Linked DNA regions of Homo sapiens: regions 1 and 2 are each linked to region 3. The links are chromatin loops, found by intact Hi-C in ENCODE. Cell type or tissue: PC-3. All regions are shown on one strand. Each heading gives the region's core, and the rest is flanking DNA. Links, peaks and the distances in the headings are about the cores only.

What was found. A loop is a pair of places that touch in the nucleus more often than their neighbours do. Peaks named below come from ENCODE experiments on the same cell type or tissue, not always from the same donor. Only the 100,000 strongest peaks of a DNase experiment are listed, where the experiment ranks them.
Region 1: a loop joins it to region 3, with 3 times the contacts of the local background. A loop is called at or near these places in 1 of 110 quality-filtered maps.
Region 2: a loop joins it to region 3, with 4 times the contacts of the local background. A loop is called at or near these places in 1 of 110 quality-filtered maps.

What each region holds. Positions count from the first base shown.
Region 1 is chr7:3,830,874-3,841,175 of GRCh38, forward strand. All of the region lies in intron 5 of SDK1 (sidekick cell adhesion molecule 1), which reads left to right. Among named protein-coding and RNA genes, the nearest start is that of SDK1-AS1, 480 kb to the left of the region's middle. In PC-3, for the core only: no CTCF peak of the experiment used is centred there; a DNase peak (open chromatin) is centred at 4,448; H3K27ac peaks cover 378 bases.
Region 2 is chr7:3,691,239-3,701,540 of GRCh38, forward strand. The region is part of intron 4 of SDK1 (sidekick cell adhesion molecule 1); the gene reads left to right. Among named protein-coding and RNA genes, the nearest start is that of SDK1-AS1, 340 kb to the left of the region's middle. In PC-3, for the core only: a CTCF peak has its summit at 4,576 (motif pointing right); no DNase peak of the experiment used is centred there.
Region 3 is chr7:3,757,067-3,767,368 of GRCh38, forward strand. The region is part of intron 4 of SDK1 (sidekick cell adhesion molecule 1); the gene reads left to right. Among named protein-coding and RNA genes, the nearest start is that of SDK1-AS1, 410 kb to the left of the region's middle. In PC-3, for the core only: a CTCF peak has its summit at 5,161; a DNase peak (open chromatin) is centred at 4,865; H3K4me3 peaks cover 937 bases; H3K27ac peaks cover 1,947 bases.

The sequences.
Region 1 (10,302 bases), core at 2,228-6,227, 73 kb after region 3:
GGAATTGAAGATAATTTCATTGTGGAATCATATTATGTAAACATAACATTTCAGAGTATGTAATATATTGAGAGTGACCCAAGATTATAACTTATGCATTTTCTTTCTAGCTCTTATCACTCTAGATGTATAGTCATTGAAGTACTTTGTCTACTCTCCTTGTCTCTGTAATTGATATGAAAGATAAGGAATTTTTGGAGGGCACAAACAAGGGGGATGGAAAATTGAATTTTTCCTGCAGTCATTTTACAATCTCTGACATACATCCATTACACAGCTTGTCTGGAAAAATCCTAAGCAAAGTGATGGTTATTGGCCGAGATGAGACCACATAGAACAAGTTGCTAGTTGTAAATGTACTTTTCTTAGAAAAACTGTATTTACTCAGTAGTTGAATACAGCGATGATTCTGGTGAATTTCCTGGGGTTCAGCTTTTAGTTACTTTCTAGACTAAATGGTTCTACTCGTACCTTCCCAGTATGATTTTTCCTTTTACGAATGAGTTCAGTATTCTGAAGCTGCTAATTAAGAAACACCTGTTTAATTTCCCTTCCTTCAGAATTCTTAAGGTTTTCAAAATCCAGATTGTGTGAGTTGCTAGGCTAAATTGTCTTTTCATATCTCCTCTTTCAGAAAAATGAAAATATATTATTTTCTGATTCAAAGGGAGCACCTAGAGTGGTACCAACCTCTTCAATCATAACATGGTATTTTTGCTGAGTGTAGGCCTGATATCCTATGGTTTAACTTCAGTTTCCAATTTTAAGGACAGAAAGATGTGATTTGGTTCAAAGCATAATGAAGGCTTATTGTAGTAATAGTAACAACAGCTGTTCATTGGATGTCTGCTGTATGCCCTGTATGTAAATATCGTATCTCATTAAAAAAAAAATTAATCACCCGGGCATGTTGACTCATGCCCAGTGCTTTGGGAGGCTGAGGCAGGAGCATTGCTCGAGCCCAGGAGTTCAAGACCAGTCTGGGCAACACAGGGAGACTCTGTCTTTAACAACAAAAACAAAAAAAACGTGCCAGGTGTGGTAGTGCATACCTGTGGCCCCAGCTGCTCAGAAGGGTGAGGTAGGAGGATCACTTGAGCCAGGGAGGTCAAGGCTGCAGTGAGCTGAGATCACACCACTGTACTCCAGCCTGGGCAACACAGCAAGACCCTGTCTCTTAAAATAATAATATAATAATCATAATAACCACCATTTAATCATCGTTTTTAATAAACAAGAGGCCATAAGGTCAGTATTATCCCCTTTTTGCAGATGAGGTAACAAATCAAAGCAACAAGTTACTTTCACTAATCTTATGCAGTTGATTACGTGGGTTAGTTTTGAACCCAGGTTTGTCTTTTCCCCAAAGAGACTTTCACCATTTTACTTATTGAGATGATTTATATCGCAGAACTGTTTTTGATTTTTAAAATCATGTTGTAATTTCTTAATCTGGCTGCTGCTGTAGTGAATGCAGCCTAACGATTGGTCACCTTTTGGTAGCAGTTCAACTCCACCTTTACCACTTAGTCATAATGTTTTATTACTGTTCATTGTAAACGATGTTCTTTTGGCTCTTGTAGAAGGCAATTACAGCAGGTAATTAAAATTGTAGTTCTTTACAATGTGTTTGAGAATATTAAATCAAGCCCACAGAAAATCAGGTAAAGTATCTGTTAAAGTGAAAGGCCACTTAACAATGCTGAAGACCATTAGCAAATCCAGAGTGCTATATTCCCTGCTTTTCCAAGAACACTTCGTATCTGAGATGTAAAGAAATGGAATTTATATCAGAAATAATAGGAACCAGAAATTTATCTGGAGATGTAGATTCTTTCTGTGTGTTCTAATTAGTGAGTTCTTCGCAATAGTCTCTCTCTCTGATTCTTTGTTATTTCAGGTAATTATTCTGCCTGCACCCCTTTACCTTTTATGATCTTGAAGAATACCCTGTTTAGCACAAAATTAGTTCCTTCCAATCTAGTATACCTCTATGTTTGGCTGAGAGGGTCTTAGGAAAGTATAAGAAAGCCTGTGACCTCTGCTTGTCAGTGTAAACTGTTATTTTGCCCAGGAATAACTAGCAAGTGTAGCTTTTTGAGACGGATACCAAAGATATTATTTTATGTAGTTTTAGAGCATCATAAAAATGTGAGCTGGGAATTCCCTAGCTCACCTCAGTATTAGGCCTGCATGACCATCTGGGAAGTGTGAAGGCTATAACGGTTTTGTGGTTTTTCTAGGGAGGAAGATACAAATGTCAAAACTGGAAGTGCGGAACTCTAGAGAAGCTCTTAAAAGAATGAAGGCTTTTCCATTTTAGTTCCTAAGTCGAACTTAAAGAGTAGGAGTCAGAGCTGACATAAGTCAGTAATGGCGAGCATCCGGCTGGCCCCGTGCGGTAGTTTGCTGTTTCACTGATGATGTATTTTGTTGAGGTGTGTCCCATCTGACATTAACGGCCATGTCTGGTATTAAATGCCCTTCTCTTTCTCCAACAGGATGTCACTCTGTGGTTCTATTAATTCAGACAGGGTTGAATTTCACAAAGGCTTGCTTTCATTTGGGAAAGTTTTCAGCACAAGTGTACTCCAGAATTCAAACTTCTTCCTTTCTAATCCTTAAAACATTGGGATGTAAAGAAATGGAATTTATATCAGATTTATATATATCAGAGACTTATATCCTCATTAGTCAGAATGATGTAGGAATAGAAACCATATGCATAGGTTGCCCTTTGGTGATTGGTTCATTTCCGAAAGCTTAAGGAGTTTCATACTTCGTTAGCCTACTCAAGAAAACTTCACTTGTCTTGAACTGAGAAAATGCCACATGCAAAAATGGTACCATCATATTTGAAAATGTATGAAGCGAATAGGCAGTATTCTGAGTCTTTTGTTTCTTTGTTCATTTTACTTACAGTGTTTGTAAAAACCATGACAGCATGTTCTTGATGAAAATCTAGGAAGCAGTTCTACTTGAACCCTAGCCTGGCATTAGATGACCTGGATCCTATTCACCTCTTCAGTTTGCACTTGAAGGATGGATATTAAGCCATGTTGCCCCCACTGGCCTCCATTTTGATTGGCTAGTGACCCTGCCATGTTACTACAGATTTTGAATATCATCTCAACCTGGAAGGATACTGAGGGATGCATATAAGAGTAAACTTATTATAGAGGGAAACAGCTGGCATACTGGCATCAGCCTACACCATTTTCAATGTCTATGTAGAAGAACCAAGGGAAGGGTTGAAGTATGATTTTCTTTGGCTTTTAGAGTCTCTGTCTCACTTCTGTCCCTAAGTGTATGATTCTCCCCAACTCCCTGCCCTTTAAACACTCAGACTACAGTTCTGCTATTCCGCTCAGAAAACGCTGAGCGTCTGATACTTATCAGGCATTACGCTTGATGCCGAGGACACTTGGTGAATATGACATGTGGTTCCTGCCTTCCCTGAGCTCACTTTTGCCAGGAGAGGCTGGCGCACCAGGAAATGACAGGAACACAGTGTGTTAAATGCCACACGAAAGGGAGTTGTGTAGAAGAAGCTTCCGAAGCACAGGCAAGGGAACGATGAATTCTGCTTCCGATGCTGGAACAGCTTTGTTAGCAGAACTCTGAAAATCTTTTCTTTCACGTATGGAGGGATGCACCAGCAGTGAGATGATTAGGAAAAGGGGGTTGGGGTAGAACAGCACTGTCTATGACCGGGAACTGCCATAACCACCGTCCTTTCATTTGCTCCCTTGTTATAAATATCAGTGCCCCCCAGGAAGACTCTGCATTTAATACAACCCCATTCCAAGAGAATCCTTATTGATAATTGTTTTTCATCACCCACTAGAACGTAAGTTCCGCGAGGATAGGGATTTTTGCTTATTTCCGCAAGCCACGGGAAGAGTGCATGACGAGTAATAAGGGCTCAGTAAATACTTGTCCAGTGAGTGCATGGAAGCCTGTGAAGTGAGGCCTTTTTACCCTCCCTTTCCTGGTCCCCTCTCCGTCCCTGGCATCTGAGGATGCTGCTCACCGGCTTGTTCTTCCTGTAGCTCCTTTTCTTTTGGTGTTTATTGCTCCTTTTGGCTCTCCTCGTCCCAAGATGTGAGGATTCTCCAGCCTTTAGTCCTTTGGTGCAATGTTTTCCTTTGTTTTTCTGCCTCTCCTTTTTCTCCTTGGAGATCGCACTCAAGACTCTTGAGACTTCACATATCACAGTTGATCAAATGTTATCTCTAGGCCTGAATAGCAGCCTGGGCATTCAATCTTTGGTAAGTATAAAGTAGGACAAGTGACTTGAAGGTCACTCTGACTCTAAAATTCTGATATCTTCTGATGTTTGAGCTTCTTTGTCTGACTTAGTAAGGTGCCCGAAGATAGAAGGCGTGTCCACATGCATTTCCTCAATTATCGACTCATGTTTCTTCTGTTTTATGACTGCATTTGACCTGCTGGTTGCGGGCGTCCCTCTTTGTCTCAGTCTTACTCATCAAATTAATCATGCTGCTTCTGGATACAGTGGCTAAACCTTGCCCTGTTGAACCTAATATCAGGGACAGTGTGCCGTGAGATGGGCTTTACTACGTTGCTGGACACTTTCACTTGGAAATTAAATTAACCTGCCTCCGTATACTTTCTATCCCAAAGCTATTTTTTCTCCTAAGTTCCCTAGGAAGTCCTCTCACCCCCCTTCTATGTTTTCAGCTCTTACCTATCCTATCCTGAACTCTTAGCATAAGTCCCTGCTTCTGGAAGAATATTCATCTCTCTGTCCATCTGTGCATTCAGAAATGCATTCATTAATTCATTGACTCAAGATGTATTTACTGAGTGTTCACTAAGCATTATAGGCATTGAGGATATCATGATTGAAGCAGACTGGTTTCTACTCTCAGAGCTTTTGTTGGTGGAATCAAAAGACAAACAAGCAATTTCAATATGGATTGGGATGTTCTAAGTCAGGGAATAGTAATTTTCCCACACATCCTGAGTTTCTGCCACTTACATTTTCAAACCTTTGCCTGTTTTAAAGACAGGATTGATAAAGACACAGTAAGGTCAAGACACACAAGATTGTAGGCTGAAGAAGTGCTTCCTTGGAAAGACTTCACAATAGCTCTTATTTATATGAGTATTGGTATAGGCTTATATAGAGAAAATATGGGAGATTTCTCAGAGATGGACTGTGTTATAAATAGAACAAATCAGTCAAATTACAGCTTTCAAGCCACAGGCCTCATTAGTCTCATGAGCAGGGCCCTTTGTGGGCAAACTGAATGAGCCACGTGGAATAACACTCGTGTTCATGTTTTGCAAGCTCAACATGTCAAACTGTAGTGTTAAAATGAGTTGCTTTACAAATGAGCTATAAATATTAGTTCTGCATCTCCAAGCCATTCAATATGCAATTGTGAAAACTGATATCCTTATAACTTATGTATAAGTCACATATATAACTTATACACATATACATAACTTCAATGTACGAGTGAGTAAAAAGTACGGCATTAGTCAGTTTGAGTTGCTGTACAAGATACCCATTCATTAATTCATTGACTCAAGATGTATTTACTGAGTGTTCACTAAGCATCATAGGCATTGAGGATATCATGATTGAGGCAGACTGGTTTCTACTATCAGAGCTTTGGTTGGTGGAAACAAAAGACAAACAAGCACTTTCAATATGGTTTGGGATGTTCTAAGGGAACATGTAGAAGCAACAGGCTAAGATTCAGAAACATTTCTCTCCAAATGGGAAGTTTTCTAACACAAACACCCAACTTAAGAACAAAGAGGCAACCTCTCATCCAAAAACATCTGCCCCTCACATTGCTTTCAATATGCAATACCTTAAAATTCCACAATGAGTATTTTCCCAAAACAAAGAATAGACCCTCCACAGGAAAACTCAAGTCTCTTCCTTAGGAGACTGGGTGACTTAAACAACAGATGTTCATTTTCTCAGTTCTGAAAACTGGAAGTCCAAGATGAAACCAGCTTTGCCAGCCAGGTTGGTGTCTCGTTGGGGCCTCCCTTCCTGGCTCTTAGAGAGCCACCTTTCCACTGATCCTCACGTGGCCTCTCTGGGCATTGGGGGTGCAGGAAGGGAGGCGAGCTTTAGAGAGCTCTGGTGTCTCTTCCGCTTCTTATAAGGACCCCTGTCCTCTTGTGTTAGAGACACCGCATGATCTCATTTAACCTGAGTCACTTCCTTAAGGGCCCTGTCTTCAAATACAGTCACAATACAGGTTAGGGCTTTAACATAGTAATTTTTTTACAGCTCAGTCCATAACGACTTACACATTTCTTATTCCTATTGCATTTTCTTTCCTAAAGTACAGTATTTCTCTAGATCAGAAGACCCGACTAGACATTTGTGGCCTGGATTTGCTCCTTGTGTTTTATTTAGCCCACACAATACCTTAAAAATACATGAGCCAATATTTAACAGCTGGGAGAACATTTTCCAGCTTCTCTTAAAATATGTGGCCATGCTAGGACCCCTTTCCCCAGTTTAAACAGTCTGTGCATTCTCCTAAGGAAGAGACTTGAGTTTTCCTGTGGAGGGCTCTATTCTTTGTTTTGGGAAAATACTCACTGTGGAATCTTAAGATATTGCATTTTGAAAGCAACTCTAGGGGCAGATGTTTTTGGATGAGAGGTTGCCTCTTCGTTCTTGAGGTAAGTTGGGTGTTTGTGTTAGAAAACTTCCCATTTGGAGAGAAATGTTTCTGAATCTTGGCCTGTTGCTTCTACATTAGCTGGCTCTGGAAGCATTTGAGGTATGACCCATGATCCAATAGGAGTTGCTGTGATGATGGAAATGTTCTCTATTTTTACATGGAGCTATTGAATACTTGAAATGTTACTGTTGTGACTGAGGAAGTGAATTTATAATTTAATTTAAACTTTTTTATTTTGGTAACCTCATGTGGCTGGATGCTACTGTATTGAGCAGGACAGTTTTATAAAAATGCATAGCATTTTGCATACAAAAGGGATTCCTAGTCAAACTGGCCACATGACCCATCATTGAGCTTTATTCGCTCCTGGAGTGATCTAACAGTGGTAAGAGCTTGTCCTGACCAGGAAGACTTGGACTCCCAGGTCCCCTTGAGAGCCCTTGCACATATGAGCAGGATACCTCCCTGTATTTTGTATACTGAAGATCCATGGTTGGGGAGCCCTGTGTGCTGGGAGACACTCCCTTAGCAAGTATAGCCGCTTAGTCATTTGCCAGGCTGTTGCATTGCATGCATTCATGGTCTATAGTAGTCTGTATTAATGAGACCCCGAAGAGATGGTTGGTACATAGCCTGCATGGCTGTACACAGCAATCCGGATTAATTCATCAGTTATGCCCGGTGCCAGGCACGGAAGTTAGGGAAGTCAAGGGTGAGATGGTCATCTAGATGGGTGACTAAAGCGAAAGTACCTGAGCCACGGTTGAGAGAAGCACAGTTTGCTCTGGAAAACCCAGCATGGGGCACCCAGACACATCAGTGGGAATTGGAAGGTTTCCCCTGAGAGACGATGTTTAACTGAGACCTAAAGGTTGAGTAAGAGGCAGTCAGCTGAGGCATTGGGAAGAGGTCATCCTGGCAAAGGGGAGCACAAGGCTGGAGTCAGCAGGTGCCTCTCTGTTCACAGACTTGCAGCTCACCTGCTACTGTAGATAGAAACAAAGCCCTGCTTGGCAGAGGGTGCAAACAGAACTGTCTATGACCAGCCTCTGGAAGTTCAGGGTTCCACATAAACACTGATGGTCCGGTGTTGCCAGCCCCCGTCCCTGAACACAGCGATCTGAGGGAGCTGATGGGATGCTGCTCTCAACTGGGGCATCACCTCATCCTGCTCAGGTCTCAGCAGTTCCAAGCTGTGTCCCTCACTAGGAGACCATGCAGTGGGTGTCGATCAAAATGTTTGCACTCTTGTCTTTCTTATAGTAGAGAAATCCTTTAATATAACCAAGTCTCTATCAAAAACAGGGAAATATAAGTTAGACAATGAAGGAGGAGAGTGTCTCTGACTGCCCCATCAAGTTATTGATGTTACCTATCTGCTCGGGCCCTGAAGGCATTCGTTTGGGCAGAGGCACGTCCTGTCTGCTCCCTACAAATAGATGGTGTTCATCTAGAGCAGGGATCTTCACGTCAGGCCTCAGTGACTCCAGGGGATATTCAGCAGTGGATGGTTCTCAGGGAATCCACATCCTCCATTTCCATGTGTACTCTTTCCTGGGATGGATCCGCCTGAGAACACGCCTGGGGTCTTCCCTCTCAGCTGTCCTTTCACGCTTGCTTTTCTCCCTCCTTGCAAGGGAAAGGCATTCCTCCCAGCAAACCCTCCTCTTCCTTGTTGCATTGCTCTGGCCTGTAGAACCCTTTGCTTTCCAGACAGAGGAGAATTTCAAACATTAGGGTCGGTATTGAGAAAGTGGATGGCTTTAATAAGTGGGTAAGAAATCCCCTTGCGAGCCAGAGAGCTTAGAATTCTTGGTTTTCAAGAGAATTGAAGGTGAACCCAATCAAGTTGTCAGCCAATAGATCATTAAAAATAATGTTTGATGATAAATCACTGAGTGACGATGGGCATAACAGAATGCTGTCGAGGAATTGGGTGAAATTGTTAAAACTGTTAAAACTCCTTCCTTCCCATCTGTTTATTTATGAAAATAAGTTTTCTCCATGCATACATTTATAAAAACAAAAAAATAGAAATAAAATTGATGCTGAACACTTTTTCAATTTACCTAGAAGTAATATCCATCCATGAATATATGAACTAATTAAAAAAAGAACATTCCCATTTATCTCATTGAGATGTATTTCCAGTAAATTTTACTTTTCTTATTCAATAATTATTTGTCACAATGTATAATGATGTGTGATGGTTTGATTAATTGTGAATAGCAATTATGATGGATAATCAAACCAGTTTTTTTAACATTTAGTTTTAGAGTCACAGGAAATTTTAAAAATTATTGTAATATCTGTCTTTTTGCTATAAAGAAGTGTAGTACAGTGATAAAGCTTTCAAGCTTAATATATATTACATCAAATAAAACTCTGAATTGAAGGAGAAGAAGGAATGATGTAAAATTTGCAGTTGTTAAAAAGGAGATTTTTAAATGGTCATTGGTAGGTATCAAATCAAAGTGGTCTCTGGGTCCCTCCGTATGATAGAAAAGAGTGACCTAAAATTTTACAGTACACTAGAAATTAAAACACTTAAATGTAAACTTAAAATATGTGAGAGGGACATCGTTTTTCAAAATTTTTATGGAGTACCTGGGCAAAAATATCTGAAGGCCATGTTCAGTGAAAGTGGTAATAAGAGGCATATGCGTAATTTTAAACCAAAAGTTGAAACAGAGTGGGAGGAGCGGAAGAGGAGGGGGAGAAGAGAACATGTTGGGCCAATATATTTAACAATAATCATCAAGAAATAGGAAAAGACAAAACAAAAATCTTTTAAATATCTAACACTGTTTTTTCTAATGCTACATGCCCATGAAAATCACCTGGGCTGGGTCAGGACTTTGTTTTAGTCCTCAGGTGATTTTAATACACAGCCAGGGTTGTGAATTATCGGACTAAACTCACAGAGTGGTCCTTGGGCTAGTACTATCAGCATCATCCTGGGAACTTGTTAGAAATGCAGAATTTGGGGCTCCATGTCAGCCCTCCTGAATCAAATCCTGCATCTTAACAAGATATTTAGGTGATTCATATGCACGTTAAAGTTTTAAAAAACCAAGATTTCCAACAAGCTCCCAGGTGATGCTGATACTGCGGTTCACGGACAACTCTGGTCACGGACTACGCTGGGTAGCAGAGTTCTCGAGTTGTGCTACTCAGAAGGTTTATGGCAGAGCTACTCGCAGTATGATCCGAGAATCGCGAGCCTCGCCTGACTTGGATTCACATTAGACATGAAAAGTCTTAGGACCCATGCCAGACCTAGGGATCGGGACCTCTGGGAGTGGGGTCCAGGAATCTGTGTTTTATCAAGCTCTCCCTCACTAAAATTTGAGAAGGACCACCCTAGAGAGAATCCACATCGACTTCAGATGGCTCTGAGCCTCCAGTTAATTTAGGGAGTGGCTGGGGATGTGTTATTACCAAGAGGCCCCACTTCATGAGAGAGCTGCTGCATGTGATGAGCTCCCTCATCACAGCCTCACTTGTCTCCAATCCCAGGGATGCCCGTTTTGCAGTGGGTCTCGAATGTGTGACCAGTTTTACACAGGAGTGAGCTGACGGTGCCTTGCCTCTTTCCTCGTACCACATGCATGTACAG
Region 2 (10,302 bases), core at 2,459-6,458, 67 kb before region 3:
TTTTCTTAAGTTGTTATGATTACCACAGAGTAAAAAATGCCATAGAATGAAAATGTCTTATGTTGATAGGAAGAGGTCAGGGCTCTTACTCGAAGTACAAGATAAATCACAGGCTTAATTTTGGATCACAGTGGACCCCTCCCTCCACTTCAGCTGTGGAAATACAAAGAAAAGAGTTGCATTGAAGAAACAACTGGAGTCCAAGTAGCACTTTGCTTCCGTTACAGGACTTGGAGCATGTTATAAATGGCTCAAAAAGTAGGATACTCTCTCCCCTTTTCAGGGATCTGTATAAGGAGGCAGTCATATTCAAAATACAAAGTAGAAGATAAATGTTTTCTGCCGGCATGATATTTTAAAAGGAAAAATATGATTATCTACCATGATGCATTGTGAACTGATATTATTGATTTTTCCTCTTGTGACCTTGGTTGCACAGCACCAACACAAACACACACCCCTTGCTGGAAGGTCTAGTTTCAGGTGTGAATGCGTAGAAGTCAGAGATTTAAAAAATAGGGGGCTTGTAGTATTTGTTTTTGCCTTAATTAAGAGTTAATACTTGGCTTATCTACTTACTCATTCAGACAGCGTGGGTTGAAAATGTATTATAAGGCAGGTAATGTGAGGCAATGGGGGTGTCTTTAAGAAGGTAATAGCTTATCTGAGCCTTTTATCCTGCAGGATTCACTATGACCTTGCTTTTCCACTCCCCTCCCGCTGGGTCTTTCAGTCTGTCCCCCTTTATTTTTGCTTACTCATTCATGAGTATTCATTAAACTCCTACAATGTACCAGGCACTCAGAATATAGCTGTGAGCAAGACGGTTATGCTTCCTACTCTCATTTAGCTTATAATTGAGTTGGAAGACAGACATTAAGTAAATACTTATATTAATAATTTTATTGTAATTATGATTTCTGTTCAGAGACCCAACATAATTTCAAGTTTCCATTTTTTCTTAAAAAATTCTTTCTGATTCTAAAACTTTATAGACAACTAAGAAAAAAATAGGAATAAATCAGGAAAAAGTAACCTAAGATATCCCACCAGCCCAAAATAACTTGTTACTATTTAAAATGCTTTTTCTTGCACTTTTCTTTAGTGTGTATATGTGTGTGTCTGTGTGTGTGCACCTGTGCCCATGTGTATTTAGAATTTGGGATCATACTATATAGTTAGTTTTGCTATTCTCTTTAAATGATCATTAAACAGAGAGGATTTCTTATATTACATATTTTTCAATAACATATTTTAAGCTTGTTGAATAATTTGTATTTTAGTTATGTAGCATAAATTATTTGTTTATTTGGGTACATTTCAGTTATGTCCTTCAATTTTTGTGCTTATTTAAACTGATGTGATAAAAATATAAACTCTTGGCTACATGTTTTATTTAGTCTACTAGATAATCTAGAATTGGAATTACTTGGTCAAAGGGTATAAATATTTTTGAGGTGATTCATATATTTTATGAAACATTATAGAATATTTATACTCTTTGATCTATTCAATGTAATATACAATATGAAACATTCCCCTGTATTCTAGAATCGCATCGATTTATACATGCCTTCAAGTGGTATTTGTGTCGAGTTTACGTATCCTTGGCACCATCGAGTATTGCACTGGCAAATACATTTCTATTTTAATTATATATTAATATGATAGATAAAGGTAGCATCTTGGTAATTTAATATTTTCATTTATATATCATCCAGTAGTATTTCACGTGTGTACCTGTAATATTTGCCAGTTTTCTGTTGAGATGATAGCCTTTTTTACAAAATAAATGAACATATTTTAGACATATAATAAAATTTTAGATGCCATATTATATATTAATATGACTTAATATCTTATGTAATAGTGTAGACATATTTCTTAACGATATTAATAATTTTTGTTTTTTTACAAATAAAATGTTGTATACTCATTTATAATGCTACTTTGAGACTGTGTGGTTATATAAACACCAAATTTTTTTCTTCATTATCTCTGTTCTTTTGTAAACCTGTTTTTCTTTTACTAATTTCCCTTTTTGCATAAAAATGTCGTAATATTCATTATTCCAAATCCCTCTCGTTATTTGGTTTGTATTGTTTCATAGTGTTACTTCCTCATTCTTTGGACCAGTTTCAAAATCACAATGGACAGTTCAAAAAACATGTTAAGGATTTTGATTCGAATTACATTAAAAGTATAAATCGGTTTGAGGAGAACTGACATCTTTACAACATTGCCCCATTTCCTCCAGAAGTATTATCTGTCCGTCAGCTGATCCATGCTTTTCTTTGTATCTTCCTGTGACCTTTGATATGTTTTTTTCATAGATGCCATGTTTTTTGTGTGGCTAGATATTTTATATTTTTGTTGCTATTATGAATAGTTTCTTTTTATTGTTTTTTTCTGGCTATAATTGTTATCTTTCTCTCTTGGAGATCATCATCAACTAAGTGCAAGATAGTGACAGGAGGTCTAGTTTCACATCCCTGGAGTATCTGGGAATCTATTGTTATAGCCTCTAGATTCTGGCACTGGCCTATAATTTTTACCAGCCTAATCTCTGCTATCCCCTAGCTATGTATACTGAAGCTGCAGTGAACACCTGGTCCCCGCAGCCATCTCATTTTCTCCTTCCTGCACATTTGTCTCTGCCTTGACCCTGACCTCTGCCCCAGGACTGTGTCCATGCTCTGACACTCAGCTGCATGCTGCCTTGCTCCCTCACTCGTCCCACCTGCATGTGACTGACTCTTCCTCCAGACCTTTGTGGCATTTTGTTTGTATCTTTCTTGGGAGTATTTGTCATAGTTCACCTTTTATGATTTATGATTATACCTGTCTTGCCCAAAAGTGTGCCCGATTGGAAGGCAAATTGTAAAAGACTAAGCACTGTGACAATGGGAAAGTAATTTAGATTGCTCTTTGCCTCAGTCTCCAAACTCGTATAGGAATACTAAGTTGTGCCCTGCCCACTGCATAAGACTTCGTGAAAGCTCTTTGAGATGTGAGAAAGGCGAATCTAAGAGATGGCCACCGGGAGGTCACTTCCCCTCCTAGGTTGGGCAGTGCATGAAGGCAAGGCCTGGCTTTCACAGTACTTCATGCAGGTTTCATTTAGCTCAACACCCTCCTCTCATAGACACTCACAGTTAGATTGAATCAGAGGGTGGCCACGCTTGGCAAGCGGGGAATAGCAGCCAAGTTGTAGTGGACTTGGCCGTGTACAGAGAAGGATGGATTCCAGGTAGTGAAATTAGAAATTACACCTCAGTCGGGGACCTCTGGTTACCTCTGGCACTTACATTGGTCTGGAAAGAATGTATTTATGTTGGTGGGGGGGGAAAAGCATATGAAATTGAGACAGTAGGTGATCCAGTGGATGTTCTAAGACATTCCCTGGAAAACAATGCCACTGTCTTGGTGTGTCTGATGTTCTGGGGAACATTTGAAAAACATCCGTCTCTGGGCCACATCTCGAGTTTCTGATTCCATAGTTTGAGCCCAGGAACCTACGTTTTTACAAACATCCCTGGTAATTCCTATCGTAAGTTTGTGAACCATTGCACTAGAACAGGATTCTTAATAGTGACATGCAGGCCTTACTGAAAATGATTTGTTCTGTGGAATGAGAAGCTAACAAACACACGTACAAACACACAAGCACATTTCCTAGAATAGGCATTTCTGTTCTGTAGAATTTCTTCAAGTGTCTTCTTATTGATCTACCAAACATGAAAATATTTCCAGGATAGAAATGCTTTCCCAGAAAGCAGGTATAAAGGTGTTTCATTGGGAAACATATTAGAGACTCTACATATTAGAGACTAACAGTTGTTATGATGTGAATTTTTTCTGTATTACTACATAAGTCACTCTTTCTTAATTGCTAAAAATATTTATCAGTACCTGATCACAGAATTCTTACAAGACAGCATGGTCTACTTACACTAGGCGCCTCACACAGCAAATTAAATAAGTATTTCCGTCTAAGAATTTGCATCCTAAACACTTGCAGGAGGATAGGAAATGGATTCTGTCATTATAATAGGATTTAATTATTCCTTTCCATGATTTTAAATATTATGCCAAATAGATGCTCATCGTAGTATACAAGTGCTGAAGAATATGAGTAGATTAAAATCACTCATAATCCTGTTTTCTATAGGCACCCATAAGCATTTTCTCATGTCTTCTCTTTCTCTTACATATGTTTTTTGTTATGGAGTTCCTACTTGATAAGCTGCTTTGTAAAGATTTTAAAATTCAGATTATATCATAGGTGTTTTCATTTATCAAAAACTTCGTTAAATGTCCTTTTAATGGGTGCATAATAGTTTATTATATTGGAGGTACCATACTTTGATATGAATATCCTTGCAGTCAGAACTATAAAACATGGAGAATTACATTGTTAGTGCATTAAGCATTTCAACTCAACACAGTTAATTGAGACATTTATATCATGTGTACATTTTCCTTATAACATGCACTTATTATTCCGGTGACATAAATCTTCAGAAGTAAACAGAGAAGGCAACCGCTAGACGTAGCCTGTATGTGCAGTAGAGGGCAGAGGAAGACCAGCAGTGTAATCACCTGGAAGTCATCACCCAAATTACCTTATTTCATTCTGCAGTGATGACACAATCAAAGCTAATGAGCAATTTTACTTTTCACTTATTTCGGGTTTTGCAGCATTTGGAGTTGCTGACGCTCATTGGCTTCCTGGCATCTTCTTTTTTGCTTTCCTCCCACCGTTCTTCCCTGTTTCCTCCTTCGTTCCTCTCAGCCTCTTCTCCGCGTTCCGGTTTTCCCACTTGTCCCTTGTTCTTATGCAATACTTGATCCTCTTCTCACTCTAAACTGTCTCCTGGCTGATTTCCTCTTGCTCCCATGTCTTTAACTTCCTCCTAGAGATGATGTCCTGCCAACTTAAATCTTATTGCCACTCTCTCCACTGTGAGACTCCCCTAAGCTCCCACCACTCACTGTGGTCCTTGTTCAGATCCATGCTCCACTGTGTGATCTTGGTCATCCTCCACTCCTTGGATCCCCCAATCACGTGATCTCTGCTTGTACACATTGCACCGTATATGTTTGCTGTGCCCTGACGTCCAAGGGACACGTTGCATATGTGGAGAGCAGTGGCAAGGAATGATTGATTGCTTGATTGACCAGTAACTGATTGGATCACTAACTGATAGGCATGAAAACTCCTCCCTCACTAATTCCTATATAATCCTCATCTGAGCCCAGGATTTGGTGATGGTGCTCTGTAATATGTAGTCCAACTTTCTCTTTCTCACAGAGCTTACATTTCTCTGTGTTTGTGTGTGTGTGTGTGTGTGTGTGTGTGTTGTTACCTACATTTAAGGTTACTCAAAAAGCAGCAATAATTGTATCTTATGTAATTATTGTCTAAATTTCTAATCCTTTGGTGCCGATTTCTGAAACAATGTTAACAAAAGTAATCAAAGGATGAAATAATATATATTTAATTATTTTTGAGTTGTGTCAGTTCTTATATTAAATAGTGTATTGAATTTAGGGACTAAAATGTAATTATAACAAAGCAATTCACTCTAAGAACATTTGATTGTTTATAATACTGTAGGGTGTCTAACAGTAGATAGGAGACCTCTGATATTTACCATAGAAGTTCCTTTAAAAAAAAAAACTCATAAGTAATACGGTTTATGGAAAAATTCATCTTGTTTATGGAATGGTAGTGCGAAATAGAACTTGTATTTTAGAAATGCTTTAAAGATCTTGAATGAGATATACTCTCTCAGGTTCTTAAACATAAGAATCAGAATATGAAAGGCATGTTTTATTTTCTAGATTTTCCTTCTCTCGCCATTTGACTAATTCTTACAGTAAAAGTAGGGGAAGTGAATGAAGTGAACATCAATGATCCCATGCTAGGTTTGTTTATCTTACTTTTGGAAAACAATGATAATGATTCTGTGTAGGGCTGTGGTTTTTAAATTGCTTGTCTGCTAATTATAAGAAAAGCCAAGATATTGAAATTTGTGTAGTGCTAATTACTCATCCCTTTCTTTCCCGCTGCAATTTACAGTGTGTCTTCAGGGTGTCAGTCACTGATTTGGAGCTTCTGCCTCTGCTTCTTCTCAGCAATTAGGTCTCATCTTCAACTAATGGAATTGAGTGACGTTTAGCTAGTAATATGGGGAATCTGTCTTCAGCTCTGCTTCATTAGAAGTTGGTGCGAGGCCTTGAAAAAGGTTTCCTGTTTGTTGCTAAGACAATGTGATTTGAACTTACTCTAATACCCCTTTTTTTGAGTCATTTTTGTCTCACTGTCTTCTTACTGCTTGCCCCACATGATTCTTTGACCATCTTCATCCCCAAATCTGAATTTTGCCTTAAGCAAGATGTGCAAAAAGTACTTGGTTTTACTTCTAAAGCTGATGTGGTTTATAACTTACTCATTTCCTCTCCCCACTTCACTCCTACAGTAGGTTTTGCTGCTTTTATTGTTGTCACCAGTATTTCTATGTGGTAATGATCCTTGAATCTTATTTTGCTGATCATCAATCTGTGGAAGAGAAAGACTGTTAAAAGAGGCCTCTTAACTCGCACTTTCAGAAAGATGGAATTAGATGGACTTTTCCCTTTTTGTCCTGAGTACAGCTAAAAACTGTGAACATTATATGAAAAGCATAGGAAGATACTGAACAGTGGAGAGAAGAAGGCAGACAGACTGAGGACCTTGAGACCTGATGAATGGCACAGTGCTGGCATCTCTGAGCTTTCCGTTTCTCTCATTTAGCTTGCACTGGGTGTTGAGAAGCTAACAGTCCAGTTGCCAGTGGGCACAGACAAGAAAAGCACCCCCAAACCCTCCCCTTCCTCCCAAAGGACCACAAAGGAGGCAGCTTAGAATGACAGAAAACTTTTGGACAATAACCACTCTGCTATAGCCAAATACTACCGAAGAAAACTGTGGCCATATTCACAAACCCCCAAGCAAAGGCTGAGCAGGGAGCTTAGACTTTCAGCGTGACCCCCATCAGAATGGTAAGAAAGAAGGATGGGTGTGGGGCCAAGGCTTGTGTCTCCTCGGTGTGGTCACGCGTTCCCTCTCACGGTATTGGAGAGAGCACCTGAGGCGCCTGAACTTCCACCTTACCTGGTGCTGTCAGGGTGTCCCTTGTCCTCCCCACTGGGGTGATATCAGAAGAGGCCTAGTGGAGAATCAGGATTTTCCCATCTTCTCAGTGGTGACAAGGGCCCTCCTCACTCAGAGCGTCAGTGGAGGCGTATAAGGAGCAGTCACAGAACCCTCTGCACCTCTATCTCAGCTCAGGCTGCTATAGTAAAACACCACAAATACTGGGGCTTAGACAGCGGACGTCTATTTCCTCACAGTTCTGGAGGCTAAAAGTTCAAGGTCAAGGTGCTGGCCAGCTCATTTCTTGGTGAGGGCTTTCTTCCTGGCTTGTAAACAACCACCTTCTCGCTGTGTCCTCACATGGCAGGTAGAGAGAGAGAACAAACTCTCTGGTGTCTCTTCTTATAAGGGAACCAGTTTCATCATAAGTGCCCTGTGCTCATAACCTCATCTAACCCTAATTAGTTCCCAAATGTCCTATCTCTAAATGCCATCTCATTAGAGTTTAAGGCTTCAAAATACGAATCAGTTGGGGAGGACACAAAGGATCAGTCTATAATAACCTCCTACCCAGGAGAGACATCAGCAGAGAGGCCCAGGGGACGCTGGAGCTTTCACCCAAACCTGGGAGGAACAAGGAATCAACTTCCCACTCCCAGGTGTCAAGAGAGGCCAAGTGGGGCTCCTGGATGTCCACCTGCCACCTGGCAGAAATGAAGGGCGGCACTTCTCTTGGATTCCTACTAGTGCAGTGTCAGAAGAGGCCTGATAAAATAGAAGGCTAAAGTAACATACACAATCTCATAACATGATATCCCCTAATGTCCAGGTTTCTAGTGAAAATCATTGATCATAACAAGAACCAAGAATATCTCAACTTGAATGAGGAAAGACAAGAAACACCCACAACAAGATGATACAGATGTTAGAGATGTCCGACCAGCATTTTAAAGCCAGTCATAAAAATGCAATCAATGAGGAATTACAAACATGCTGGAAATAGAAAGAAAAAAGAGGCCATTTCATCAAAGCAATCGAAAGTCTCAGCAAAGAAATAGAAGAGATAATAGAGTACTGAATGGAAATTTTAGAACTAGAAAATTTAATAAATTCAATTAATCTTGATGATGTACTCAACAGCAGAATGGAGAGGACAGGGAAAAGAATCCGTGAACTTGAAGATAAAAAAAATAGAAAATACTTGATCTGAACAACAGAGAAAACAGACTAAACAAACAAACCTCAGAGCCTCAGAGATTTCTGGGACTACAATAAAAGATTTCATGTTTGTATAGTCAGTATCCAAGAAGAAGAGAAAGAGGGTAGAGTTGAAGAATTATTCAAAGAAATAATGGTTAAAGATTTCCTGAATATGGCATTTTAAAATATGGCAAATTCGTTGAAGAATTGTTCAAAGAAATAATGGTTAAAGATTTCCTGAATATGGCATTTTAAAACACATAACCTTTCAAGAAGCCGAGAGAATCCCAAGATCAAAGAAATGCACATCAAGAAACATAGTAGTTAAACTTCTAGAACTAAGGACAAAGAAAAAAAATTCTAAATGCAGCCAGAGAAAACAGTACCTGACATATAGGGGGAAACAATTTGAATGTCATCAGATGATCTCTCATCAGAAATTGTAGTGACCACAAGAAGGTGGCAAACATTTTTCACTTACTGAAAGACAAGAACTGTCAACTGCTAATTTTAAAGCTGGTGAAACTATCCTTCAGGAATGAAGGGGAAATTCAGACATTCTCAAATGAAGGGAAAACTAAAGGAATGTGTTTCTATAATACCTACCCTTAAAGAACAGGTAAAGGAAGCACTCCATAAACGATTTTTTATTTTTATTAAGATGAGAGTTATCTTGGGACATCAAGAAAGAAAAAAGAACAGAAAAAGCAGAAATATAGATAAATAGACTTTTCTTTTCCTTTTGAGTTGTCTAAATTATGTTTGTTGGTTGATGTAAAAAGTATAACATTGTCAAATGTAGTTCACAGTGATATAGAGGAGATGTTTATGACAGTCATACTTGGTGTAGGATAAGGGACTTAAAGAATGGTAAGGTTTTTATACTTAAACTGGTAAACGTTGATACTAACACACCATAAGCCTTGTGGATATAATGCAATAATTAAAGCAACCACTAAAAAGCTATCCAGAGAGACACAAAAATGCCATAGGTATGTCAAAATAGAATTTCAATAAAATGTTCAAGTAACAGAAAAGCAAAAAAGAAATCAGGGAAACAAGAAAACAGAGAACACCCACAACAAACAAACAAAAATGGTGAACTTAAGCCCCAGAATGCCCATAATTATAGTAAGTGTAAATGGTTTAAATACACCAATGAAAATGTAGAGACAATAGAGAAAAGTCGATTCATCTATACTTTTGCACTTTTTGTTCTTTCTTCTTTCCTTCCAGATGACCCCAAATACCTCCCACCTTTTTTCCCCTTATTTCTATTTTTTTGGTGTGCTTCCGTCAGCTATTCCTTAAAGGTGGGTATTATAGGAACCCATTCTCTTAGTTTTTCTTCACTGATAGGAGATTGGTAGAGTAAAGAAAAAAAATGTGGAGAGCGGACATCTTGTGGCTGTGTCGTGCGCGTGAGCCCCATAGGGCTGGGGAGGAACCAGTTGCCGCGCAGGGAGGAGGCTGAGGCTATCTACGTAGAAAATTCCAAGGAATCTATTTAAAAAAAACTCAGAATAAGTTCAGTAAGATCAACATACAAAAATCAATCACATTTCTATACAGTAGCAGTAAGCGTGGAAATTGACAGAGAATACAATACTGTTTAAAATTGCTTTAAAAAACACTTAGGTATAAATCCAACAGAACATATACAGCACTTGATGTTGAAAACTACAAAATACCGATGACAGAAATCAAAGTGCTAAATTTGTGGCCAACATGCCGTGTTCAACATGTCCATGTCTATAAAAAGTGGACTATGTGTCTATAAAAAGTGAATTTTTCCCAAATTGATGTATAGGTTTAATGTAATTCATATCAAAATCGTAGCAAGACTTTGTGTAGGTACAGAAAAGATTGTTCTAGTTGGGAGTGGTAGCACGTGCCTGTAGTCCCAGCTACTTGGGACCGTGGGGCAGGTGGATTGCTTGATTCCAGGATTTGGGGTTGTA
Region 3 (10,302 bases), core at 3,460-7,459:
AACTGGGTGTCCTGCAATTCAACTGAATTACAAAACCAACTCCCAGCGTTAGCACAGACCCCACACATTGAGGGCTCAAAACTACCCCCACTTCAGATCCCAGGTGTCCTCATATACATCTGACAGACTTTGAATCGGGGTTCCCAAAACCCCCTCCTTGGGCTCAGTAACTCACTAGAACAGCTCACAGAACTACTCAGGAAGTCACTTTACTTACTTCCTTTTTTTGAGACAAGGTCTCTCTCTGTCACTCAACTCCTGGTCTCAAGCGATCCTCCCTTGTCAGCCTCCTGAGTAGCTGGGACCTAAGGTGCTACCATGCCTGGTTAATTTTATTTAAAATTATTTTTAATAGAGATGGGGTCTCACTGTGTTGCCTAGGCTGGTCTCAAACTCCTGGCCTCAAGCAGTCCTCCCACTTTGGCCTCCCAAAGTGCTGGGACTACAGGTGTGAGTCACCAGGCCTGACCAGGAAGTCACTTTACTTTCTATGACCAATTTATTATAAAGGATACAACTCAGGAATAGCGAAATTGAGGAGATGCATAGGGCAGGTGTGGGGGAGGGTGCAGTACTCCCAAGCTCTCTCCAGGCGCAAGGTGCCCCGTCCTCCCAGTACCTCTGTGTGTCCAACACCCCGGAGGCTCTTCCAACCCCATTGCTGGAGGGTTTTCATGGAAGGTTCATTATAGAAGCATGACTGATTAAATCGTTGGTCCTAGGTGATTGAACTCAACCTTCAGGCCCCCTCCCCTCCCAGGAGACTGGGGAGTGGGGCTGAAAGTTCCAAGTTTCTAATCAAGGCTTGGTCTTTCTGGTGACCAGCACCCATCCTGAAGCTATCTAGGGGCCTGCCAAGAGTTGCCTTGTTAGAACAAAAGACTCCTATAACCCTTATCACTCATGAAATTCCATACGTTTTAGTAGCTCTGTGCCAGGAACTGGGCACAAAGACCAAACGTATCTTTCTCATTATACCACAGTTCCTTAGAAGCAAGTTGTCAAGTCCAGCCCACAGTCAAGCAGAGGGCAGTTAAGTTCCACTCTGCAGGGAAGAGTATCAAAGAATTCGTGGGCATATGTTAAAACCGCCACTGTACTTAATAAATATTCTGAGGGATATACTTTGAGGCAATGCAAATATCTGTTTTTCCTAAACTTTCAGCCACCCATTTTAGCATTCGGCAGTGGCTCTTGCTTACAGCATTTCTATCGTAATGTTCTAACGGTGATTTTTCTCATTTCCCTCATTCTTCCTACATTTGTTTTTTGGAATTTTTCTGTAAAGGAAATCTGTCCCATCTCCCATTTATATATTCAATCATTTATTTATATCATTTTGGATATATGAATATTTATGTTATTCTCTGGGTTATAATCTTCTATTTAGGTTGGTGCAAAAATAATGGTAGTTTTTGTCATTAACACTAATGCGAAACTGTAATTATTTTTGTACCAACCTAATAGATTTAATTTGTAGGTCAAATGGCTCCTACTGTGGCCTTGAGAGCTTTCTCCAGTTGGCCACTGTGTTTGTTTGACGTGCTCTTATCTTTTTCTTTTCTTGGCACTTACTCTGCACTGTGAGATCCTCCAGCCTTGTTCTGTGTGTCACCTGCACCCGCCCAGAGTCAGCCATTTCTTTAAGAACCCTGGTGCCTTTTATGGGGAAATAGGATTAGAAACCAAGACTGAAGCATGGAGTGTGCTTGTAGCCCCTGTGCTGTCACATCCTCTAGGCCTCTCAGTGGACCCAGCTAGGAAACAGGTATATGTATTCCAACCCATGTATACACACAAGTCTCTGTTCCTGTCTGTATCCATCTGTATCTATTTAAAAATAACCGTGAGTTTCTACAAGTATTTCTGAGTCTAATCCAGTACCATGGGGTTCATTCTGTTTTCCTCCCTTGGTTACTTGTAATTTATTTCTCTGACAGGGAGAAACCTGACTCGCATTATCCACAGTTTATTTAGGTGTTCAATGGTAGCATTTGTGTAAACTACCCTTAGGATTGCTGACGTGTATCCTGCGAGAAACAAATTTACCAACCAAAATACAGGCTTTACCTATGGCTCATTTTTCCTTTATCCTGCAATAATCAGTCAAATCACTGTTTCCCAAGGGGTTTGGATCATAATTCTGAAAGAAATGCTGTAAAATGCTGTACTTTCTGAAGTCTAAATCCCAAAAGATCAATCTCTAAATAGAAAGTGGGAATGTTTAATAGGGAATGCTCATGTTGGTGGCTATTGAATCATAGAAACATTTTTAAAAGAGCAGTGCTATATAGAAAATAAATGTGTATGTATTTTCTGAGGAGAGCCATGTCCTATAAGAAAAAAAGTAGCTGTGCATCCTGATGCATGACTTTAAAGTATTAGTTAATGATGGTGAAAGCCAGCGACTGTGGACTGTCTCCCTGCAGTTACCCATAATCTGTCCTTGAAATACGCTTTTATCATATGTTGAATTTTCTTTTTAGTTTTCTCTGTTTTTTCTTTTTAAATTTTTTTCATTATTATTATTATTATTATTATTATTATTTGGAGGCGGAATTTTGCTCTTGTCGCCCAGGCTGGAGTGCAGCCTTAGCTCATTGCAACCTCCACCTCCCGGGTTCAGGCGATTCTTCTGCCTCAGCCTCCTGAGTAGCTGGGACTACAGGGGCATGCCACCATGCCTGGCTAATTTTTTGTATTTTTAGCAGAGACGGGGTTTCACCATGTTGGCCAGGCTGGTCTCGAACTCCTGACCTCAGGTGATCCACCCACCTGGGCCTCCCAAAGTGCTGGGATTACAGGTGTGAGCCACTGTGCCCAGGCTTTTCCCCATTATTTTAAGTTGTCCGCATTCTTTTGTTTTACAATTTGCTGTGCTATATATTTCCTTTTCCCATCATTTCCAATACTGGGGGTATAAATTTTGTAGAGACCTTGAGAGGGCTCTGATTTGTTTTATGTATTTTTTTTTCAAATTTGACTGCACAAAAGAGCATTATCATAACGTTGACTGTTTACGCATTGTGCATGTTTGTAAAAACATGGAAAATTCCTCCATAAATAAAGAGATGTCTTTTTTGCATATCTGCATTTGTGAAAGATAAAATTTCTCGAGGTCTCGGCCATTTGGGTGGCTGCATATACAGTGATGATCCAGTGCAGTTTTTGATCAATTTCAACAGAAGACTCAGGTTGTCCGTCATGGTATTTCAGATGACCACAGTTACAAAGCTGGGTGCACACAATTACCAACCACAGCAATGTGCATGCATACATTCCCCTTGTTGACCTGTTACCTGTTTCTTTCTGAATACAGTTTGCTCATAGCTCTTATTCTTGTGTGACTGTCATTAGTATACCTGAATGTTTATCCTTGCAAAAAATGTATGTTATTATTGTTCATTTTATTGCACAAAGTGACCTATGAAGTGTTCGGTCACGTTTTTATGTTTGCCAAATAAATCTCTTTTTGTACATGTAAATAAATGTCTTTTAAGGAATTAAAACATTTTCCTCAGAATAATAGTTTTGGAATAATTTTGATCTTTCAGGATTGTGATTTGGGGGACTTTTAGACTTCAGGGATTTTGATCTTTTGGGATTTCTGCATTTGGATGTGGTGTTTGGGATTGTGTCTTTTGGGATGATAACCGGCTCCTGGCAACCACTGATCTGTTTCTGACTTTTCCGTTTTTGCCTTTCTCAGTAGGCAATATCATTAGGATCATACGGCACGTAGCCATCTGGGTGTTTAACTTAGCAGAAAGCATTTAAGATCTATTTATGCTGTTGTGTGAATCAACAGTTCATTCCTTTTAACGCTGAGTAGTGAAGTATTTCATTGTCTGGAATGTATCACAATTTGTTGAACTCTTCATCTGTTGAAGAATGTTTTGGTTGTTGGGATGGTTATGAATTAAGCTGCTATGAGCATTTGCCTACATGTAATTTTTTGGGAACTTACATTTTCAATTCACTTGAGTTAGATACGTAGGAGTGGGTCAGATAAGTATGTGTGTAATTTTTATGTAAAGATTTGTAAATATTTTGTGAATCTGTAACAGAATGAGTAGCACTTTTTCCAGGTGAGCGTGTGGATTGCCAAGTTGCATAGAGCTTTTTAAGTTGACTGATTTTTTTCTAATTTCATTGAAAAATCCAGTAGTTTTTTTTTTATCAAGCCCCCCCTCCTTTTTTTTTTTTTTTTTTTTGCTCTTGCTGATGATCTATTTAGTTATTAGGTGGCAACTCATGTCAACAAGTGAATTCACATGCCATTTCATCTTTTCTTGCCTTAACACGGTGAAACCCCATCTCTACTAAAAATACAAAAACTTAGCCAGGCGTGGTGGTGGGCACCTGTAGTCCCAGTTACTCGGAAGGCTGAGGCAGGAGAATGGCCTGAACCCGGGAGGCGGAGCTTGCAGTGAGCCGAGATCATGCCACTGCACTCCAGCCTGGGCGACAGAGTGAGACTCCATCTCAAAAAAAAAAAAAATAATAATAATAGGCCTAATCATTGTACAAGGATGAAGGTAGGGAAAAAAAGAAATAGGAAGAAGCAAAGGCAGAAAACATCTAGGATGCTGGAGCGCAGAGAACACAGGAATGACTCAGGAGTTTTGATACAAGTTTGATTAGAGAAAATATGCAAGTACTGCAGTGACTAAGTAGCAGATTATAGTTATGAAATCATGCAGGACAGGAACGCTGAGGTTAAATACAAACTGACAACAAAAATCATAAGAATAATATGTAAAAGCAAGTATGAAGCCTTTGTATTTGCTTGCGACTTGCAGTTTGAATAGCAAAATGATCTTTCACATCAGGCTCAGTGTGTTAAATCCAGCCTTAGGCAAGAATAAGCAAATATTGTTTCCATATGACAAGCCTTTAGCTGCTAGTGAAATGCTTTCTTTGTAGTGAACTGTAGGCACAAACTATCAGCAGATGACTGTGTATCTGAGCATATCTTTAACCACAGTTAGCTACAAATTATTTATAGAGGTTAAATAAATGTTTACACTGAATGATTCAGGAATGAGCACATAACAGCGGTTTGGGGGATTATATTTCTGCTATTGAAATCTAAATACTCCTACAACAATCCTTTCAGCTTAGATCCGTGGTTTCTAGTTGAGGAAGCAGTACCTCCTATGGGACATTCTGGGTCTCCTATGGGACGTACTGGGTGTTCTGTGGGCATTTTTGGTGGTCCTGATGATGGCATTTGTGGAGAGGACAGAAAACAGACTGCACCTGCTGCAGCGCTTGGATAGTCCTGCAGGATGAAGGGCGGCTCTGCGCCCTCATAGATCTCCTGCACGACCCTCTAGATGTTTACGTAGGTAAAAGCAAAAAACAACAACAAAAAACTAGTACTTCATTTTTCTTAAACATGCATGGTATTTTTGTGGTATTTTTAACTTTCACCGATACTTGCTGCAAATGCAATTACTGAGTAAATTGAGGGAAAATTGTGCTTTGGTTGGTTGGGTACTTTTAGCGATAGCCATTCTCCATTTCAGCAATGCCCTTGTGGTGTTTGAGCGGCCAGTGCAACACCTGTGAATCAGTCTTCATTTGTAGCTGTGGCATGCAAATATTTAACAGAGGGGATGTAACATTCACTGTAATAGACTTAAAACCAAATATGTTTTAATTAGATGAAGACCATGAAGTGTGAAGAGACCACTGACTTTTACTAATAGTTTTTAAAAAATCACTGTCATTTATGTAGTTTTTGTTTCCGTAGTATGACAGTATGAATATGTTATAAAATCACACATTTAAATGATTGATTTTTGAGGTTGCCTACAGGTTTTTAGTCTTATGCTGATGTGTGCACAAGTCTACAACATAACTGTGTTCTAGCCTCCTGGTTCTTTCCCTCTTAAGCATCAGAGACTGGATCTTTTGCTTGGCACGTGATAGGAATTCAAGATAGGAGAGTAATTTTCTGGGATCCTTTTTCAGTACCCTATCCTGTGTCAACATAGGACATTATTTTGACACTTCACTTAAAAATAAGCCTCCTTATTCCTGAGAAAGCCATAAATTTCTTTTTCTTTAATAATGAGTAATTTGTCTTGGATAAACTGTCTTTAATAAATTTTTTTGTCTTGTCATTTACAAATAAGCATAGTCTTATTTTTTCTAATCTTAGTACTTTTGATTGTTTAATATTTCAGTTTTTAAAATCAAGGCATAACTTACATGTAGCAAAATACAGAAGTCTTAAGCATACAACTCGATCATTTTTTTCAACATTTTATTATAAACATTTTCATACGTACAGAAAAGCCAAAAGAATTGTAAAGTGAACATCCATATACTCACCACCTAGATTCTGCAACGAACATTTTGCTATATTTACTTCATCGCATCTATACATCTTCATGTCCCTCCATTCTTCCACCAGTCCATCTTATTTGATACATTTCAAAGCTGCAGGCATCAGTACACGTTGCCCCTAAACACTTCACCATGCATATCATTAGAGTTTCATGTGTTTACTTGTTAAGCTAAAATTTGCACACAATAAAATGGATAAATATTAAACATAAAATATTGAACATAAAACACATATTTTTATTATTCCTTTCACATGAGATTCATAGATGCCAGAATAACAGTTACCTTTTTAGGGGTGGTGGTAAGAATGCAAATATTTTATATCTCTATCTAGGTGGTGTTTTCATGAGTGTATAGTTTAAAATTCATTCATGACATATTCATACATTAGAATAGTATTTACTGATAATAAGCAACAAACTAACATATAAATGCTCCTCACATGATTTTACGAATGTATGCATCCGTGTCCTATAAGTCCATTAAGGTATGAAATATCACTGCCACTGTTACCTCAGACAGTTCTCTCATGCCCCTTCCCAGTCAAACCTAACCCTAACCCAAAAGGAAACCACAATTTTGAAAATTTTTGCCATAGAAAATACAGCCTTGGTATGGGGATTTGTGGATGGTCTGGAAACCCTTCAGGGGACCCTGGGGGTCAAAGCTATGAGTAGTATTGTTATAATACTCGTATTTTTATAATTCTACTTTGGCATTTTCCCTTTTCTATCTCATTCTGTTGTGAATGGGGATTTTCAGATGCTACAGTAATTTCTTGCATTGTAATATTTTTGCTCCTAGGTTCTGTATTTAAGGGAGATTGATGAGCTGAGGAAAGAATGAATGCTTTAAAACTTGATCTAAGGCGGTATTCTCCATCCTACTGGACAAAATACCCCCCTTTTTTACAACAAATATTTAATCATGGCCCTATTATTCTCCTGCGATGCAATTCATAGATTAAAATAACCATCCTAGGCCGGGCACAGTGACTCATGCCTGTAATCCCAACACTTTGGGAGGCCGAGGCGGGTGGATCACCTGAGCTCAGGAGTTCGAGACCAGCCTGACCAACATGGTGAAATCCCGCCTCTACTAATAATACAAAAATTAGCTGGGCATGGTGGCCCTTGTAATCCCAGCTAATTGGGAGGCTGAGGCAAGAGAATTGCTGGAATCCGAGAAGCAGAGGTTGCAGCGAGCAGGGATTGCGCCACCGCACTCTAGCCTGGGCGACAGAGTGAGACTCTGTCTCAAAAAATAAAAAAATCTAAAAAAAAATAATCATCCTAAACATACAATTTAAAAAAAATCAATATAATATTCTAGCTTTGATATAAAGGAGACATAAAAGTAATTCATAATGAATATGTATTTTAATATGTAAATTGAATTCAGAAACAGATAGGAAAATCCAGCTGTCTTTTATTAAGCTAAACATTAAAGGCATTTTTAAAAATAAAAAGTGCCATACTTTTACTTTGTTTTGGAAAGTATTATTTTTCATAAAACATGTTATATAGTCTAATATGTAAGGTTTATTGTCATTTTTAATGAATTATGAATCTCAAGTATCTCAGTATAAAATGTAATATGGTAAGTGTACATATATAACAACATAAAACAAAACTTTTTGGTTTTCTTTTAATAATTATAGTTTTTAAACTGTATAAGGATACTGAGAGCAAAAAATTTGAGAATCACTGGTTTAGCTTGTACTAGAACAATATAAGTGAATTATATAGTGTGTGGCTTTAAAAAAAAATCTAGTGCTTATTTTACTCAGGATAATGTTTCTGAGATGCATCCATATATTAGTAGTTTGTTCCTTATTATCAATAAACAGTATTCCATTGTATGAATATACCACCAATGAATTTTAAAATATATGCCCATGAAAATACCATCCAGATAGGGAAATACAGTATTTGCATCCTTACCACCTTGCCCCTAAAGGTGACTGTTATTCTCCATCTAAGAATCTCACATGCAAGGAAACAGAGTTTGTTCTTTTATGTCTGACTTCCTTGGCTCAACGTTATGCTTGTAAGATTCACCTGCGCTGTGGTGAATGGTTTGTTTTCTTTCCTTTTAACGCTAGTTCTCGTTGTAGTGTCCACCTGTATCTGTGCTCTTTTGTTCTCCTGTATTTTCACATGGAATAGCTTTTAATCTTCTACTATTTCTACATCCAGACATACTCATTATACGAAGGTGGAAGTATCTAACAACTTCATTATGCTTTCAGTGTAGTCAGCCATCAGAATTTACATATTGAAATGCAAAGTCATTATGAATTGCCTTCTTTGGTTTCTCCTTTACATCACTGTTAGGGCATTATATTGATTTTTTTTAAAAATTCTATGTAAAAGGCTGGCTGTTTTATCTGGATTCTATTTCAGGGGATTAAAGGAGGCATTATTAAATATTAGCTGTTAAAAAGCAAGGGAATATTGAGTCCAGCAGGATTCAGACTACCTCCTTAGATCATGTTTTAGAGTATTTATTCCCTTCTGATGTCACCATCCTCCATGAGATACAGAACCTAGGAGCAATAACATTGTAATACAAAGAATTGATCACTTGCTTCACAAGAACATGCTTTTAATAAGTGTATCATTTATTTTACAAATGGCGTTTTCCCAAGAGATGACATTTCTGGCCGGTTGACCAAAATTTTTGGTGATGAGTAGAAACTTCATGTTTGAGGATTGACATCTTGAATTTTTTGTGCAAAATTTGAATATTAATTTATAGAGGACATTATTCTTATCTCCACAGTATCTCATTTGCATTAGTTAATATTAAATAAGTAAAGTAGTTGTCCATTTTTCTCAGTCTTAACACTTTCTAAATTCATGCCTCAAGAAGTTCTTTTATTCCAAGAAAATGATCCAAACGTTATTAATTGCAAAGTGTACTCACTTATTTTTCACTTCGGGGAAAAAAGCAGAATGATAACTAAAAATGAGGTCTCTGAAGTTAGACTACCTTGATTTTTAATCCAGCTCCCCTACACCAGTCACTTCCTTGTATGCCTCAGTTTTCTTATCTAGCAAATGGGGTAATTGTACCTACTTAATACTACTAAGTGTACCTGGTTAATATGGTTTTTGTAGTTATTAGAGGGAATAATATAACGTGAGATACTTAGAGCAGTACTTTTAGTAAGGATTTAGTAAATAAGCTTTAGTAAGGACATGCAAGATCTGTAAAGAATAGCTTTTGGTTATTATGGGCTATTATGACTTCAGAAATAATAAATATAAAGCTAATATTAATACTAGCTGTTACAACTTTAGAAATAGGAACAAATGATGAGATTAGGGCTTGTTCCTTTGAATTTTTTGGAATTAGTTTTCTTAGCAGTCAACAAGTATATATGGACTATTAGATGTGGATACTTTGGAATTAAAGATATAAATGAGTAATTAATACTCCTTAGAGTGAGCTCATGGCATTGTCACTTTAACAATATGCCCAAAAGTGGTTCTATTTAAATTCCACACAAGAGAAGTAGCAATGTTATATAGAGCATTGGGTTTTCGTAGCTATTTGGATTTGGAAATTAGGAGCATATTAGTAATCTTAGTAGGACAAGCCAGAGGAATGAAGAGCTAGGAAGGAAGTAGGGATTGTGTATCCAGCTGGGAGAAGTTTGAATGAGCATGGAATAGAATGGGCATCTTGGAGGAGATCCTTCTCTAAGGCATCTAGAGGAGAAGGCAGTGAACTTCACACACTGGAGGGCTGACTCCTGGAGGTGACTATGGAGGGAGGGGTGGGCCCTCAGGTAGAGTCAGAAGACCACTCGTGGCTGCAGAGGGACACTTGGACTCTGGGACTGCCTTTGGTGAGTTGACCCAGGGACTAAGGGGAGAAAGTTTGAAATTGTGTCTAAGGGGATTGAGCAAAGCAGCCTGGGAATGTGTAAAAAAGAAC